3 separate regions of the Homo sapiens genome follow, and all the other regions are linked to region 1. Evidence: chromatin contacts called from ENCODE Hi-C data. All regions are on one chromosome and are shown on one strand. Each heading gives the region's core, a stretch centred on a gene start or an enhancer-like site at or near the end of the contact. The rest is flanking DNA. Distances are from core to core; before and after follow the strand shown. Region 1 has its middle 270 kb from the start of CWC27. Region 2 holds the start of ERBIN (erbb2 interacting protein). Region 3 holds the start of RNF180 (ring finger protein 180).

Evidence for each region. Hi-C counts contacts between places; a loop is a spot of excess contacts on that map. Pooled maps may share reads with other maps.
Region 2: a map of ascending aorta shows a loop between it and region 1 (7-fold over the local background). The contact joins the promoter of ERBIN here to the enhancer-like site in region 1. A Hi-C loop is called at or near these places in 3 of 168 maps with a recorded cell type or tissue (ascending aorta and naive thymus-derived CD4-positive, alpha-beta T cell) and 17 of 50 pooled maps.
Region 3: a loop to region 1 is called in a pooled map of heart left ventricle, with 2.2 times the contacts of the local background. The contact joins the promoter of RNF180 here to the enhancer-like site in region 1. A Hi-C loop is called at or near these places in 2 of 37 single-sample maps with no recorded cell type and 3 of 50 pooled maps.

The regions. Positions count from the first base shown.
Region 1 is chr5:65,033,324-65,038,312 of GRCh38, reverse strand. No RefSeq gene overlaps it. Among named protein-coding and RNA genes, the nearest start is that of CWC27, 270 kb to the right of the region's middle. RefSeq lists enhancers at 157-451, 2,283-2,799 and a silencer at 2,673-2,722. Within about 2 kb of position 2,517, at least 41 of the 41 ENCODE cell types and tissues checked have a DNase peak (open chromatin) inside an H3K27ac peak, as active enhancers do; they include ascending aorta, where a contact is called at or near this core.
Region 2 is chr5:65,923,817-65,928,805 of GRCh38, reverse strand. It overlaps ERBIN (erbb2 interacting protein), which reads right to left and starts at 2,231. Exons shown (of 26, transcript NM_001253697.2): 1 at 2,000-2,231. RefSeq lists enhancers at 2,078-2,297, 2,258-2,882, 3,788-4,007, 3,507-4,131 and a silencer at 2,378-3,467.
Region 3 is chr5:64,163,099-64,168,087 of GRCh38, reverse strand. RNF180 (ring finger protein 180) reads right to left here and starts at 2,245. Exons shown (of 8, transcript NM_001113561.2): 1 at 2,135-2,245.

The DNA.
Region 1 (4,989 bases), core at 1,268-3,767:
ATGATGAGAATGGAGCTAGCTTCTTCCCAATCCTATGTGAACTGGATGGCTAGAAGGGAACCTTCCTCCAGTAATGGAAACAGTGAGAATCCTTGGGTACTAAACAAAGGAGTAGATTTGGAGATCTAGGAGCTAGTGGGTTTGTGGCTGGCAGCCAGGTCTGGAGTGTTGCTTTCAGGATGCCGGGTTTTCTCTACTCTTTGAGCAAATCTCACCCTATGGAGACACAGTCACCTGCATTCTAGGTGGAGACCACAGAGGTGAGGAAGTGGGTTAGAGGGAGGATGACAGCCATACCGTCAGTAGAGGGAGCTGTTCTGGGAAGGAGACAGGGAGACAGGAACCTCTTCCGCCTTAAGAGGGAAAAGAAAGCCACCACAGCCATTCTCACCCTTTTGAAGTTAAATCACTGCTTCACTGCCAGTTCTCAGGTGGCTCAAGAATGGACGGCTACTTTGCAAAGCACGTGCCAATTACACAAAATTGCCTACTTTGTCATGCGAATTTAAACCAAGCAGAGAATGCCTCTTGATCAATCTGGCTTTTCTTACAGATACTCAGCATGGAGAAAACTGGCTTGGTTGGAGACAGAGTTTGTGTCACACTTTTTCTCATAAAGGGAAAGTTGCTCCAGACCAAGCAACAAGGGAGATGTCAAAAGCTGGCTGTTCCAGCTTCTCCCTTGAGTTACAGATCGTCACACAACTCTGAGCACAGGAAGGACCTACAGTGTTCTTAGAAGCAGTAGAGTTGCATGCCCTTTACTAACCAGGCTAACCAATGCAAGAGTGTGTAAGACCTTCTAGGCAAAAGGCCCTGGGAGGCTGAGTTTATTCTCAAACCACCAGCCTTTCTCCCACCATCACGTTCAGTTACCAAAACATACTTACTTTTTTTTTCCTGTAACCTCATTTTAGAAGTGAACAGCTTTCAGTTAAAGTGATTTGCAGGGGATAAATAGAAGTAGGCTCATGCCAGACCTCACAGAGAAGTTCTAGATGGGCCCAGCATGGTGGCTCATGCCTGTAATCCCGGCACTTTTGGAGGTTGAGGCGGGCAGCTTGCCTGGGGTCAGCAGGAGTTCAAGACCAGCCTGGGCAACATGGTGAAACCCCATCTCTACAAGAAGCATAAAAAAATTAGCCGGGCGTGGTGGTGTGTGCCTGTAGTCCAAGGTACTTGGGGGCTGAGGCGGGAGGATTTCTTGAGCATAGGAGGTCAAGGCTACAGTGAGCCCAGATCGCCACTGCATTCCAGCCTGGGTGACAGAGCAAGACCCCATCTTAAAAAAGAGAGAGGGAGAAGATCTGGATGGTTCATGTCCTCTGCTTATCCTGGATATCTAGAATCTTACGGAAACCTTATATTACCCTTTCATGAAGTGGGAAAAGGACTTTAGAGAAGGGGGACAGATTAGAAGGCAGAAAATGCACTAAATAGTGTGACTCTCTCTTCATTTAGGCCCAGTTCTTTCTCCTGTACTTCTCTAGTTTTTTAGTAAAAGAAACAAGGAGACTGGAGCTTGGACTAACAGAATTAGCATGTTCAACATCAGTGTTCCAAAAATCATCAGCCATTTATCTTCATGGGGAGTTTTTCCTTTAGGCGCCAGCTGACTTTCTTTTCTTTGGCCCCTCTTTCTCATTCTGCCTTCTGCCACCAGCCTCCATCTCCACTGCAAAACTCTCCACGTCCCATTCAGGTCAGGGCCTTCCTTCACAGGCACAAAAGCTCATCCTGCAAATAATCAGCTTCTGCCCAGGTTCTCTATCATTAGCAATATAGAAAAGAGCAGAAGCTTTCAAGTTTTGCTCACAATTTGACATATATTTGATCAAATTTTTAGTTTGGGCTTGTATGCTCCACCAACCATCAAACCCTGGCAAATGTAAGTAAGGGTGAAGGGATGGTCTACCTCATACACTAGTAAAAACTGAGAACATCTTAGATGCTCATAAACGGAAATAGTGTTTAAGTACTTGATGATACCTCTACTAAAGGAGTAGATCTTTATGATCTTTAAAGCAATGTTTGAAAAAAGCACAAAAAAGTTTCTGCCACAATATAAGTGAAAAAGGTAGGCTACAAAATGATATAACATGACTAAATGACGTTAAAAACCTGAAGATCTGCTGCAAAGAAAGGGGGTTGTGGGGGGAGACAGGAAGGAAATGCATCAACGTTAACAGAGGTTGAGTCTAGAGGGTGGGGCTTTGGGTGATTACTTTTTTCTTCGTAATTTTCCACCCTTTAAAAGAGCATGTCCTACTTTTATAATTACGGAAAAAAGAAAGAAAACCTTGAGCTTTTGCATTTAACCAGTCCGCAAAAGCAATAAACAAGACGCGCTGTGGCCAGGGAACCCAGCGTTCGAGGGGCCGGCAGCGCGATCTGGCTGTCGCCTGTGGGCGGGGCGCAGTCCCCGGGACAGCCTCCCGGACCCGGGCCCCCAGGCTGCCCGCAACCCTCAAAAAGGAGCCTGTTTTATCTCTGAGCAGAGATGACGTCACCCTAAGGAAACCAGAAAGTGCTGATTAATCATGAAGTCAGAACTAATCCCTGAAAAGAAGTCGGGTAGGGGCGAGGCGCGAGAGTGCCCCAGACGAGATTGCAACCTCAGACGCCGCGACCGGGCTGGGGTCTCGCCCGTCACGCCCAGCCGGGACGCCGGTGCGCCCCGCCCCCACCTCGCGTCTCCCCGCTTCCCGCTTCCAGCTTCCCCCGCGTACTCCCAGCCTCCCGCCTCCCGCCGCCACTAGGTTTCTCCGGCCAGCGGCCTGGGTGGCGCATGCGCAGCGGCGGGATGGCCGGGCCCGCTCCAGACCCTGGCAGTCCACAAGCTCCCAGTCGCCTGCCGTGGTCCCTCCCCGACAGGTTCTTATTGTACCGCGCAGTGGTCGCGCACCGACTAGCTGTGCTTTTAAAGATGATTATCACTATGGCGGTGAGACAGTAGTTTGGCCGAGACCTGTTCCAGTACCCGAGCCAAAAAGGGTGAAGTAGATCCAGGACCGTCACTGGAAGCCACTTCGAGAGAGAGGCCATGCTTCTTAAAGTATGGGTTTCACAGCCGCCAGTTTTTTGGAGGTCTATAGTCACATGTTATTCACAATCTTATTTTTATTACAGTCGGTTAAAAAGGATTTCATCCATTGCTAGAACACTGCAATCCTCAGCTTCGGGGGTAACCAGAAGGCTCTCTGCGCCCGCTGCTGGGAGGTGGCGGGGCCCCGGGTCCAGAGCCAGGCTGGAGGCGGGCGCGCCCCACCGCCCCTGTGATGAGAGACAGCAGGAAAACTGGGCGTCCGGCAGCCCTGGGGCAGAACAGGTTGCTTGTCCCTGGGGAGCCCTCTAAGGGATAAAGGACCTTGGATGCGATCAGTCTTTCTTTGCGGAAAGCCCTCACACCTGTCCTGAGAGATAATTTGCATAAAAGCTGTTTGTGCCCTGGAGGAGAAAAGAAAGTGATTAAAAGAAGGTGGGGAGAGGGGTGGTCTGAGATGTCAGTAAGGATATTGGGCTGTGAAATACGTTGGTCTTATAAGTGGCTCTGCAATATCTTCTAAGAAGAATCCTCTGTGAGGCCAGCCTCTTGTTTTTAGGCTGGTCAAGCAGAAAAGAAGAATGGAAGCCCATTCACTGAGAAGCCACTGGGCCCCCAGGGACACCTCCATCTTGCCTTCACAGCATTTGCTCTTGCAACAGGTTCTTAGATTAATTTGGCCTCGTGGTCAGTCTTGAAGCAGCTCCCACATGTGCCCTGGCAGCTCAGCGCCCAGCTGTCCCGTCCTGTGTTTGTCTAGTTGATTAGGCAAGTGTTAACCAGTGAACCACAGAGGCCCATGGTCCAGTGGGCAGGGTGTAAGAAAGTACCTGGAACACAGAGATGGACGGAGATAGAGCTGGAGTTTGGGCCAGGTGGGCAGCACCGGCACCTCTCAACAATACCTACAAACATATTGCTCTGCTCATTTGTTTTAATCACATCAAGGCTTGTCACAATCTTTCTGTTTTCTTTTCCCTTAGAAAACAAACGTCTCACTAGGGTTGCTTCATGAAGTTCACCAGTACAGTAAGTGCTACAGCACGTTAGATTGCCTTGGCAGGGAGAAGGGCCTTTTATCTGCTTTGGATCACTGTTGGAGTCTCAGGCCTTTAAATCTTTTGAACTCACATCCATTGTTCCACACTAGCTGCTACTGATTCTACAACCCCTGTTCTCGCTTGATTATATTTCTTTGGATGAAATATGATATCTTTAATGTTTTTTGGGATCAAGGGTCTGAGTGTGGGGAGAAGAGGCTCCTAAGCCACAATCAGCAGCTTGATTCCCTATCACCTGTTTGGAGCTCATGGTAACCAGAGTCAACAACTAACAGGATTTAGGAGAAACAGCAGCAGGTTTATGTAGCTCAGAAAGATAGTCCAGTTCCAAGACATGGGAGGAATAGATAGGGATATTTGGTAGCTGCTCAAATCAGAGCTTCTCAAACTGGCATTCATCATCAGAATTACCCAGGAAACTTTAAAAAATATCGAGTCCCAGAGTTGGGAGTGGGACAGACATCTGTGTTTTTCGAAGTTTTTGAGTGATTCTAACATCAGCCAGAGCAGGGCCTCTGGCTTATGGCTTGGACCACCTCAAATCAGCAGCAGCACCCAGCTTAGGTGACGCAGCATACGTGGGGTTGGGGTTGCTTTTAGAACTGTAGAAGACTGATCCCTGGGGAGCCCTCTGAGGGATCAAGCTAAGAGCTTCCCAGGTTTCAGAGATACGTTTGGCCCAGTCTTCTAAAATTCTAGCCCTGCTATTGGAGATAGCCTTAATACCGGGGACTCAGAGCAGAAGGGATCTGGGAAGAGGACAGAAGCATCTAACCTCCTGAGTAACCAGTAGGAAAAAGCTTAGCAGGTACCTAAAACACAGAGAGAGGGTTTTGGGCTCTGGTCCAAGAACCACCAGTGGCGAGAGTAACAGGAGGATCCAAG
Region 2 (4,989 bases), core at 982-3,481, 890 kb before region 1:
TATAGTTTCACAATAGTATAAAACCTAAAATTTAAGTTAATTCGGTGATAAACTAACAGAATTCCAAGAAAACTACGAAGTAAATTATGCCTTGTTGAGGAGAAAAAAAAGAAACACAAAGGTGAACACCTCACTTCATAAAACGTGTTGTCTGCATCGAAACATACTACTCTTCTCCTGAGAAAAAAAATCAAGAACTAAATCTAAAAATAGAGGCTTAAATAGTCATTTTCAAGTGCTACAATACTTTTTTTATACAAAATTTACTAATAAATAACCATCTTCATAAAGCGATAATTCTCTGTAAGGGACTTGCTCTATTAAGGTTTTGTTGCTTTTGAAGCCAAGTATAAGCCATATAAGGAAACTGAAGTTCAATGCCATTTATTTTGTTCACCTCTTTCAGATGCCCAAGAATAACCTCTTTTGCAGCCTAATGATACGTTCCAAAATCATAAAGTAGATGAGTTATGCACTTTAAATTCTTTGATAAAGCTAGTTTGACTTAACAAGAATTATTCCATGGTTCACAAATCTTACCAACAATGAAAAAAAAAAAGAATCTCCTGAGACCATGCCCCGGGGAGGAAAAAAAAAATCAAAACTACAGTAATAAATAAAGGACTGCCTTTGGAGATGTACTTAATGAAGCTGAAGTAGCAAAGAACAAATTGTGAAATAATTTGATCCTGATCTTTAAAACTTATTTTTTCTCTTTGAACTAAAGAAAATCAACTCTCTCCTCGGGTTTCCGGTCATTACGTGAGACAGCATAGGCAATCTAAACATCAATATATATTTAGGATATACCTACCAACAGGATTACCAAATTTATTCAATATATATTCAAAAGTACAGTATTGTATTTCACCTCCCTGTACCGCAAAAATACCGGGAAAAAAAGTAAACAGAAAAAGACTAAAACACCACTGAAAAAAACTTTGGGTTTACTGCTATCAAAACTAGTCCCCATTGGTTCAGAAGTGTTCATAGCTCTGACTGGTGGAATGTCTGCCATGCTTCATGAATCCTGCCCCCACAGATGTAGGCAGAACCTATCACTATTTATGCAGAACCGACCAAAAACATTTGGGACAACACAAAAATGTAAAGACCATACTACTCGAAAAGCACAGCTTTTTATCACAATCACTGTGATTCCCTTGAAAATCGTTTTAAGCGTTTTACTTCCCCTCCCATCGTCTGTTCTGAACTGTACAGAAGTCCTATTAAACGTCTTACAGGTTGTTAATGTTGTTTAATTATCTCTCCCTATTCTTAGTCCTTACTCCTTTTTTCTTCGTAATGGATCAGTTACAAGAAAAGCCTAGTCGATCCTTGCTTTCAATTAATTAAACAAGTTATACGGCGCTAAACGTCTGAAAAACACACACTACACACAACTAAAGAAATATATTACTCACCCTGAAAAACAACTAAGAATGGCAAGATTTTTTGGTTTCTAAAATCTAACTAAATATACTGATCAGGGTTGGAAATAAAAAAATAAAAATAAATACCTCTATATACAATTAACGCAAGCGCCAATATAATCGGTATGAGTATAAACAAACGCGGCAGCCATCTCAATAACAGCAAATCACTCACTGCAGCGACCAAACTTTCTTCCCAAACAGAAGGTGCCTGGCTGAGCAACTTAATATACACTCTATACGTTCCAGAAAGCCAAAACTTCTGGCCCCTGTGCTGAACAAAGGCAATCGTTCTTCGGATTACTAAAAACTTTTCGTCCCACCGCATTCTTACAACCTCTTCCAAAAAATTCAAAGTCCAGATGGTGGGGGGGGCAGGGGGGAGAAGGGACGCGGTGGGGTGCAGTTCGATTATTTAGCCCCTCAATTATTAACCGCTTCGATATGAGAAAAGGAGGGTTTAGGGCAACTTGGAGAAGAGTGAAAAACACTAAAGAATCATCTCTTTTCCGAGTCACAAAGTCCCATGAACTTTGTGACTCAGAGACACTTTTCGTGAAAATTACCTTTCGGCGGGACACCGTCTCAGGGCAGCTTTTTCAAGGCTTCGCTTGACATGATTTCCTTCCCTTCATCAGTCACTTTGGATCCAGCTGAATATCTCTCTCGGGTGAGAGCGGATGTGGACTGGCCTCCCACAGAAGAAGAGTAGGTGGCTTTGGTGGGGGTTGGGGTGCGGGCTGGCTTCCTGGTCTCGAGTTTTGCAGGAGTTTCCCAGCCCCAACGAGGATCTCCGCCGAAAAAAAAAAAAACAAAACTTTTCACTCGTGACACCGCCCGGAATTGCAGTGCGAAACTCACTTCCTGCCTTGGCGAGAAGCAGGATCCAGCTCCGTCCAGGGGAACCCGGAAAACCAGCTCCGCGCGCACCGGAGAGGGGGAGGGGAGGGGACGGCCGCCGGGAGCCTCGGGTTCCGGGCAACCGGCGCGCCCGGCACACCGGACGGCAGCAGCACCCGGCCGGCGGGGGCGAGGACGCTGCCCGGGCGCTCGGCGAGCCTCGGCCGCGCTAGGCCGCCACCGCTTCCTCTCCGTTGCCCCCAGAGCCGGGCGGCAGGGTTATTGTCTCGATAGCGCTTGCCGCGCCCTTCGTCCGCGACGCCGCTGCCGCCGCCACCCGGAGCCGGAGCCGAGGAGTCGGGCAGGCTCAATAGCGGCCCCCTCCCCGGGCCGTCCGTCGGGCCGTCCGTCCTTCCGTCCGTCCCTCCCCGCTTTCCCTACTCGCCCTCGAACCCTCTTCTCCTCCCTCTCCCGTTTTCCCGCCACCGTCCCTCCGCTGCCCTGCTTGTTCTCCTTCGCCAGCGGCGGTGGCTCCCCGAGACGCGCAGGGGGCGGGAGCAGGAGGCAGCTCCGTCTCCTCACGAGCTTGCGGGGCCGCGGCAGGGGCCGAGACTGCGTCCCGCGCCGCCGCGCCACATTCACTCGAGCGAGAGACGGCGAGGGGAGGGAGGACGGAGGGAGCGGAGAGAAAGGAGGAGGAATGGGGCAGGGGCGGAGGGGAGTTACTGCCTCACAGGCCGCGGCGGCAACAGCGCCACCGCCCCGGCCGCGACGGGTGAAGAGGCTGCGCGCCGCGACTCTGCGGCGGGGGCGGGGGCGGGGCGGCCTCCCGCCGGCTTCGCCCCAACCGCCAACAGCCGGGCAGGAGGCCTGCGCGGGCCAGTCAGCGCGCGGGGGCGGTGCGGGCCGACGTCGGCGGCTGGGGGCAGCGGGCCGGGGGCCGGGGGAGGGGCAGCCGGCGGCCGTGGGTTCGCGTGCAAGGCGCGCCGTGAGGCCCACTCTGGCCCAGGCCCCTCGAGGCCTGCCCGCTGCTCCCTGCCCGCTCCCCGACCCCGCACTCCCGGACTCCCGAGCCCCCCAGGGTGGGGAACGCTGGCAACGCCGACCCTGCTGTCTGCTCGCGGCCCAGCGCCCAGCCAGAGAGATAGAGAGCCCACAGGCCTCCGCCGCGCCGGCCGATGGAGTTTCTTTGTACGACAGTAATCGGTGCACAGGGGTTGTTGGAGTCCAGCCCTGATTTGAAGGCAGCAGGTATCTCTTGCAGCTGCAGCACTCCAACTTCCTCTAATGGCACGGTCAGGTCGCAGGAAACCACAGCGGCAGCGCGGTGCAGCTTCCCACGCCCGCCCTTCGAGCTTGTTCCCCAGCGGCGCAGCTCAGCCTCCTCCAAGTCTCAGCCTCATACCGGCGGGGAGACAAAGCTGGCGCTGGGAGTGGGAAAAGGGCCCGCGAAATGGCCTCAAGATCGTGCCTTTGTTAGAAGAAACATGGGTACGCTCCGATGCGACGCAGGCTTCCAACCCCAGCGGTTCGGTGGTGGTGCAGTCGTTGAATTGCGCTGGCCCTAATAATTCAGCCTGGCAGGGTTCGCGTTTATTGCGGAGAGAGACTCTTAAGCATTCTGTCAACACATATGGCAAATAGAAAGCCTCAACCATAACATTGCACAGTTTTTGCAGTTCTTGCTTTAAATATGTTCACAGAAAAGACGGCCTTGTTTTACCCAGAGAAGGAGCGTAATGCGGAGCGAACCATTCGTCACCCCCATTCTCTGCTGCACTTAACTGTGTACAGTGATGATAATTAGCCTCTGGGTCCCTGAAGTCCCTGGTTCAGTTCTTCCGTCTGTATTCTAGAGATAATTATTTATTACCAAGTTTGAATAAAGAGCTATATCCCCTACAGACCTTTTTTTTTTTTTTTTTTTTGGCTTGCCAATGGAAAGAGTTCATAAATTCCACCAAGTAATCATTTACCAAAATGAGTTGTACATTAGTTGCAAACACTTGAAATAACGCCGAAGATATTCAAGTCATTTTATTCAGGTTGGGAGCATTTTTAACTACTTGAAGAACTGCTGGAATTAATACAGATGTTAGGTTATTTAGCATACAGCAGAAGTTGAAGATTTACAGGTAGTACTGAAGTGTTCAGATATATTCAGTGCTGAATTAGAGGTAAGAGTATTCGCTGGAAGCTAGGAAATGGCAGCAGCTATGCCAGTGTTACCAAGCTGGATATCTATGTGAAAATGAATCTTAACCATTGCATAAAAAGCTAAAGTTAGCATATTGTACAAGCTATTTGTAATCATCGCTGGGAAGATTTCTTGCTCCGTTTTCAAAAACCGTTTTGCGCCTGATCAGAACTCAGTGGCATAGCTCTGAACTGAAAGGGTCACTCTCCTAAAGCATCCCAGGATGGAATATCTCCCATACTAGTGGAAAACCAGCTAGATTCTGGGATTCCAGTGTTGCTTCTAATCTCAGGTTGATTCGAGACCCCTTTAAATGTGATGCCATAGATTCGAGTAAACCTAACCCTCCTCTCTAAACTTAACTGATCAAGCCACTGCTTTAGGCTAAGACTTGCCCTGGTCCTAGCCTTTTTAAAATTTATACTCACACTCAGGACCAATCTGACAGACTACCATCTAGGCTAGAAAAGTACCTATAATCAAAAACCCTCCAACTCACCTGAAATTCTGCCATTAGAG
Region 3 (4,989 bases), core at 996-3,495, 870 kb after region 1:
TGGCAGCAGCACTACTGGAATAAGTTTTTAGCCTCCTGAGGTGACTACTTGGAATGACCACTCTCTAAAAATATAAACGACAGCACGTTTAAGGAGGGAAAATGTTTCAAGACTCTGCAATCACATTTCAAAGTTACAAAGCTGCTTTCTTCCGTGGAGTTCAAACTACTTTCGAGATATTACTTCATTAATTCCCCAAATATCCCTATGAAGGAAAGGACACATCACCATTCTTTTTTCAGATGGCCAAATGGAGGTGGTATAAGGGAGAGAGAACTGTGTTTATTCCATGAAAGCAACAATTAAGTCTAAGCACACTGTCCCCTTGTACTATGTAGTTAGCAAAATTTAAGCGAAATTTTTAATCTTTATGCTCCTTAATGAAAAAGACATTGTAAGAGTAAAAAGCATTATCATTCAGGTAGCTATGTCATATTACAGAAATATATTAAAATGATTAATTTATTGCATTCTTGCCTGGAAGAATTCCTGCTTCATGTATGAGGTGCTTATTAAAGAGGCTGGTGTCGGTCCTCAGACACACTCAAAAAAGTGCTAATTAAGTCTATTTTATCAAGAAAGAAATCTTGTTGATTTTTTCAATATTATTTTTTGAATTTTCGAAGAAAAAATCTTCACTTTGAAAAACCAAACACACAAAAAATGAAAGAGAGGAAGAAAAATGGGGTAATAAAATACCATTGACAAAACTAAGAGCAAACCCTAGGGAAACTGGTAAATTGTTGATGGTTCCAGAGAGATAAAGTACAACATAACACGTACACAATTACGAGATAATTTTTCATTACAATAATTAAAATGACTATTCTCCTAAATTTTTGATTCTTTATGAGAAAAAACTTACTCAAATATTCCGGGAAACCTAACAGCTCGCCTCCTCGATTCTACTTATTAAATAAATATTTAGAGTTTCTGCCATTGTCACCAAAGTATCTTTGGGCTGCCAGTGGCACTACATTTATACAAGAGACGAAAGTCTGACAGATAAAAGACAACGGAATTTTACTTCTTTCTACGACTCAAATGATACCACTCATTTGAAACTGAAGTGTTTATGATCTTTCAAGTATCACTTTTAGGGGTACTATAACAGGAGTCTGAAAGGAATTGACTCTATTTTTTAAGAAAGGTTTTAACAATTAATGAGTATATAAAAATACAATGAGCATCAGACCGTCCATCTTTGAGAGCTAAATTTTGTTTGAGACTAAGAGACCAACTGGACCAAGGACAACTCTAGTCAGACAAGTTCTAATCACAGATTCCACAAGGATTGACTGCTTAGTTTTGATATAATCACTTTGCCTCTTGGGTGCCTCAGCTGTCTGGTCTATAAAATGGGATAATAGTAACCCGACCGCATAATGCTCCTTTGAAGTTAACTAATGAATGCTCTCACAGATACACTTACAACTGTTAGATGCTACGAAAATAATGAGCACTATCTCGAAAAAAAACAAGGTGGAATATATGTGTTAGTGTTCATAACAGCACTAGTAATTTCCCACCAAAGGACCATCTCCCCACCTCCGCCCGATGGATTTCAGAGCTTATGACCTCTGCCTAGCAGAAAGTCGTACACTCCGGACCCAAGGCTGCAACAAAAGCGACTGCGACGCCGATACTGAAATGGGCTAGACAAAGGAAAGTGGAACCGTGCAGAGGGAATCGGCCGTGGAAGGGGCTGTGTGGTCCCCACAAGCTCCGAAATTAAACAAGACGCAGTTCCCCACCTCAGACCTGGAGAGGGTTCAGTACTGGACCCCTGGCACCCACCCCACCTTCCCCGGCCTCCTCCGCCACACCTACAGCGCCTCGCCTCCAGGACTCAGCTTTTTCGACCCTGTGTAATTCCAACCTCCAGGTGGGCGCGCCCCGAGGCCGCTCCGAGAGCCTCAGGTGCGAAAGTTAAGCCGCGGCCGCGTCACCTGAGGCCCGCCGGGCGAGAGGCGGCCAGGCCAGCGGCAACCCTAGCCCAGCCCCTTGGCACGTCCCCGCCTGGGCCAACGTGGGGGCCCGGGCCACCGCGGCTGGGTAGGGCCCGGCCGAGGCCAGGTCCCTCCGAGAGGCGCCGCCGCCGCGCCCCGCCCGACTCCGACCCGCCGGCCTTTACCTGTATCCACGTCCCGGAGCCTCCGGCTTCGCGCCCCGTCCCGGCGCTCCCGGCCGCCAGCAGCCAGGCTCTGAGGACTCGCTGCGGCTCCGGCGGCGGCGATGCCGGTTCGGCGAGACGGGAAGCGACAGGAGCCAAACCCCGCGGAAAGCGCTCGAGCTGTGCCTGCAGCCCCGACCCCGCGGCCTCGGACGTGGCGCCCCGGCGCTCGCCCGCCACAGCCAGCGGCCCTGCTCGCCCCACGTCTGCGGGTTCCCACCCGAGCCGCGCGTGGGCGGCGCCGGGCTTTGACCCCGCGCAGGCAGACAAGCGCCGCGGGCCAGACGGAACCGTGGGAAAGTTTTTCTCCCTTGTCATCCCCTTACCAGAGCCACAGAAATTATCCCTGTGGTCTCCCTTGTCCTCACTCGGCCTTTTCTGGAGTTAAGAGATCCAAGCCAACTACTGGGTCTGTTCCCTGCTAAAATCTTAGGCCGGCGTCCCATCCACCCATCCCCATGCCTAGGACTTTTAAGCTGGCAACGCTACCTGGGTTTAGTTTTCCCTTCGTATATCACTATCTTCGTTGCTTACCTTCTTGTGCCTAAAGTTCCACCGATGTGCAAGGAGATTAACCACTAAAGTGCACCTGACACTACTCTTGACAAATTGCAGTTGGGAGGTGAGTTGATGACTGGCGGTAAATCAAAAGTGCTTATTTAGGGAGTGAGGGGGCCGCGTGCAGTAAATGTTGACTTGCAGGTGCCTCATAGATGATCAAACGACTATAAATAAGATTCGGAATATAAAAAGCAAGTTTTATTAGTTGGCTTGAGGAGAGGGAAGGGAGCTAGGAGGGAACCTCAAAAAAAATATACAGCTTTGTTTCTCTGCTAGATACAGAAATTTTTATTTGCCTGAAGTGGCTTACTTGGAAACTTGTCCTAAGATTAGGGCTGTATGCAGTGACTTCCCATCTGGAAATACAAGGAAATAAAGAACAAAATGAAAGACATCACGAGAAAACTACAGACCAATATACCTTATGCATAGTAACATAAAAATCCTCAACAAAATACTAGCAAGCCAAACCCAGCAACATTTTAAAAAATTATACAACATGACCAAGTAGGATTTATCTCAGGAATGCAAGTTTGGTGTGACATACAAAATTAATGTAACACACTACTTTAAATAGACTAAATGTAAAAACCACATGATCATCTCAAAAGATGAAGGAAAAGCAATTGACAAAATCTAACACCCTTTCTTGATATAAACACTTCAACTAGGAATAAAAGGAAACTTCTTCAACCTAATAAAGAGCCTCTGAAAAATCCATAATTAACATCATACTTAATCTTGAAAGAATGAACATTTTCACCTAAAATCAGGAATAAGACAAGGATGTCAATTGTTGCTACTTCTATTCAACATTATAGTGGAGGCACTAGCCAGGGCAGTTAGGCAAGGAAAGGTGGAATATCTAACAGCTAGTAGAACAAAGAGAAGAAAGATAATTACCAAAGAAAACGAGGACAACAGTTCTCAGAGCTAAAGGACAGAAGCACATGAGCTCTCAGTTTAATGGATAAAAATTTTCTATAACCAAGTTGTGAAATTTCAAACCACATGAGTCAGAGAGATCTTAACTTTCATGGAGGAAAAAATAGGAGGTGATTTATGAAGATTTAGAAATCAGAATGGCATTGGATTCTCAACAGAAACATAAATAAAAGATAAATTCTGAGAAAAAAATGATTTCCAATTTTGAAATTGATGAAGTATGAGGTTTAAAAAGACATTTTCAAATATACAAAGGTTTAAATAGTATTTTCATGCATTCTTTCTCAGGAAGCAATTGGAGGATGTATTCTATAACAAAGTGGTTAGACAGAGAATCTGATAGAAAAGAGAAGTGAAGGTGACACCCGCAACAACTGTGGTAGGCAGAATGGCTCCCCCAAAATGTCCACATTCTAATCTCTGGATCCTGCAAAGATGTTACAGTATATAGAAAAGGGACTTTACTGATGTCATAAAAGTGACTGACCCAAATAGGGAGACTATTTCGGATTACCTACGTAGGCCCAGCCTAATCACATGAATCTTTAAAAGCAGAAAACTTTCTCCACCTAGAATCAGAAAGATGAGATGGCAAGAAATGTCAGAGAGCTTTGAAGCCTGAGAGAGACTTGACCTTCCTTTCCGGGAGGGAACCACCCTGGAAACACCCAAGAGGGAGAATGTGGGTAACTTCTAGAGGAAAAGATTGGCCTCCTGGCTGAATTTGCAGTGCTTCCTTTTTAAAGAAATAAACTTTTGGAGGTACAAGATTTATTACAAACAGGACTGAAAGAAGAAAGACAAGATGAAAGTCTTGATGCTTTCTAATTCAGTAATGTAATATAATCTCTTATTTCTGATGAAATCACAGGGATGAACTCAGAGAAATGATAAGGTTGACAAGTTTCACAAATAAAAACACAGGATGCCCAGTTAAAATTGAATTTTGGATAAACAGTGAATTAATTCTTAGTATAAAACACACTAAAAATATTTGGTTACTAAAAGTTAAAATTTAACTGGGTGTCCCATATTTATTGAGCAACCTTAAAAAGTGTAACTTCTGAGCAATGATTCTCAACCTTGGAAGCACATTGGAATAACCTGGAGTGCTTGTGAAAATACCAATGCCCTGTTCTTACTGTGGTACAATTCAATCAGAATTTCTTGATGTGGGATATCAGATGATTCTAAAGAAAAGTCAAGTATGAGAACCCATGACTCTAGAGAGGAATTAATTTGCACAGGTGTGATAAACTAAAAACAACCTCTCCAGTCATTTTACAACCAGAAGTGAAGAAACACTTTTT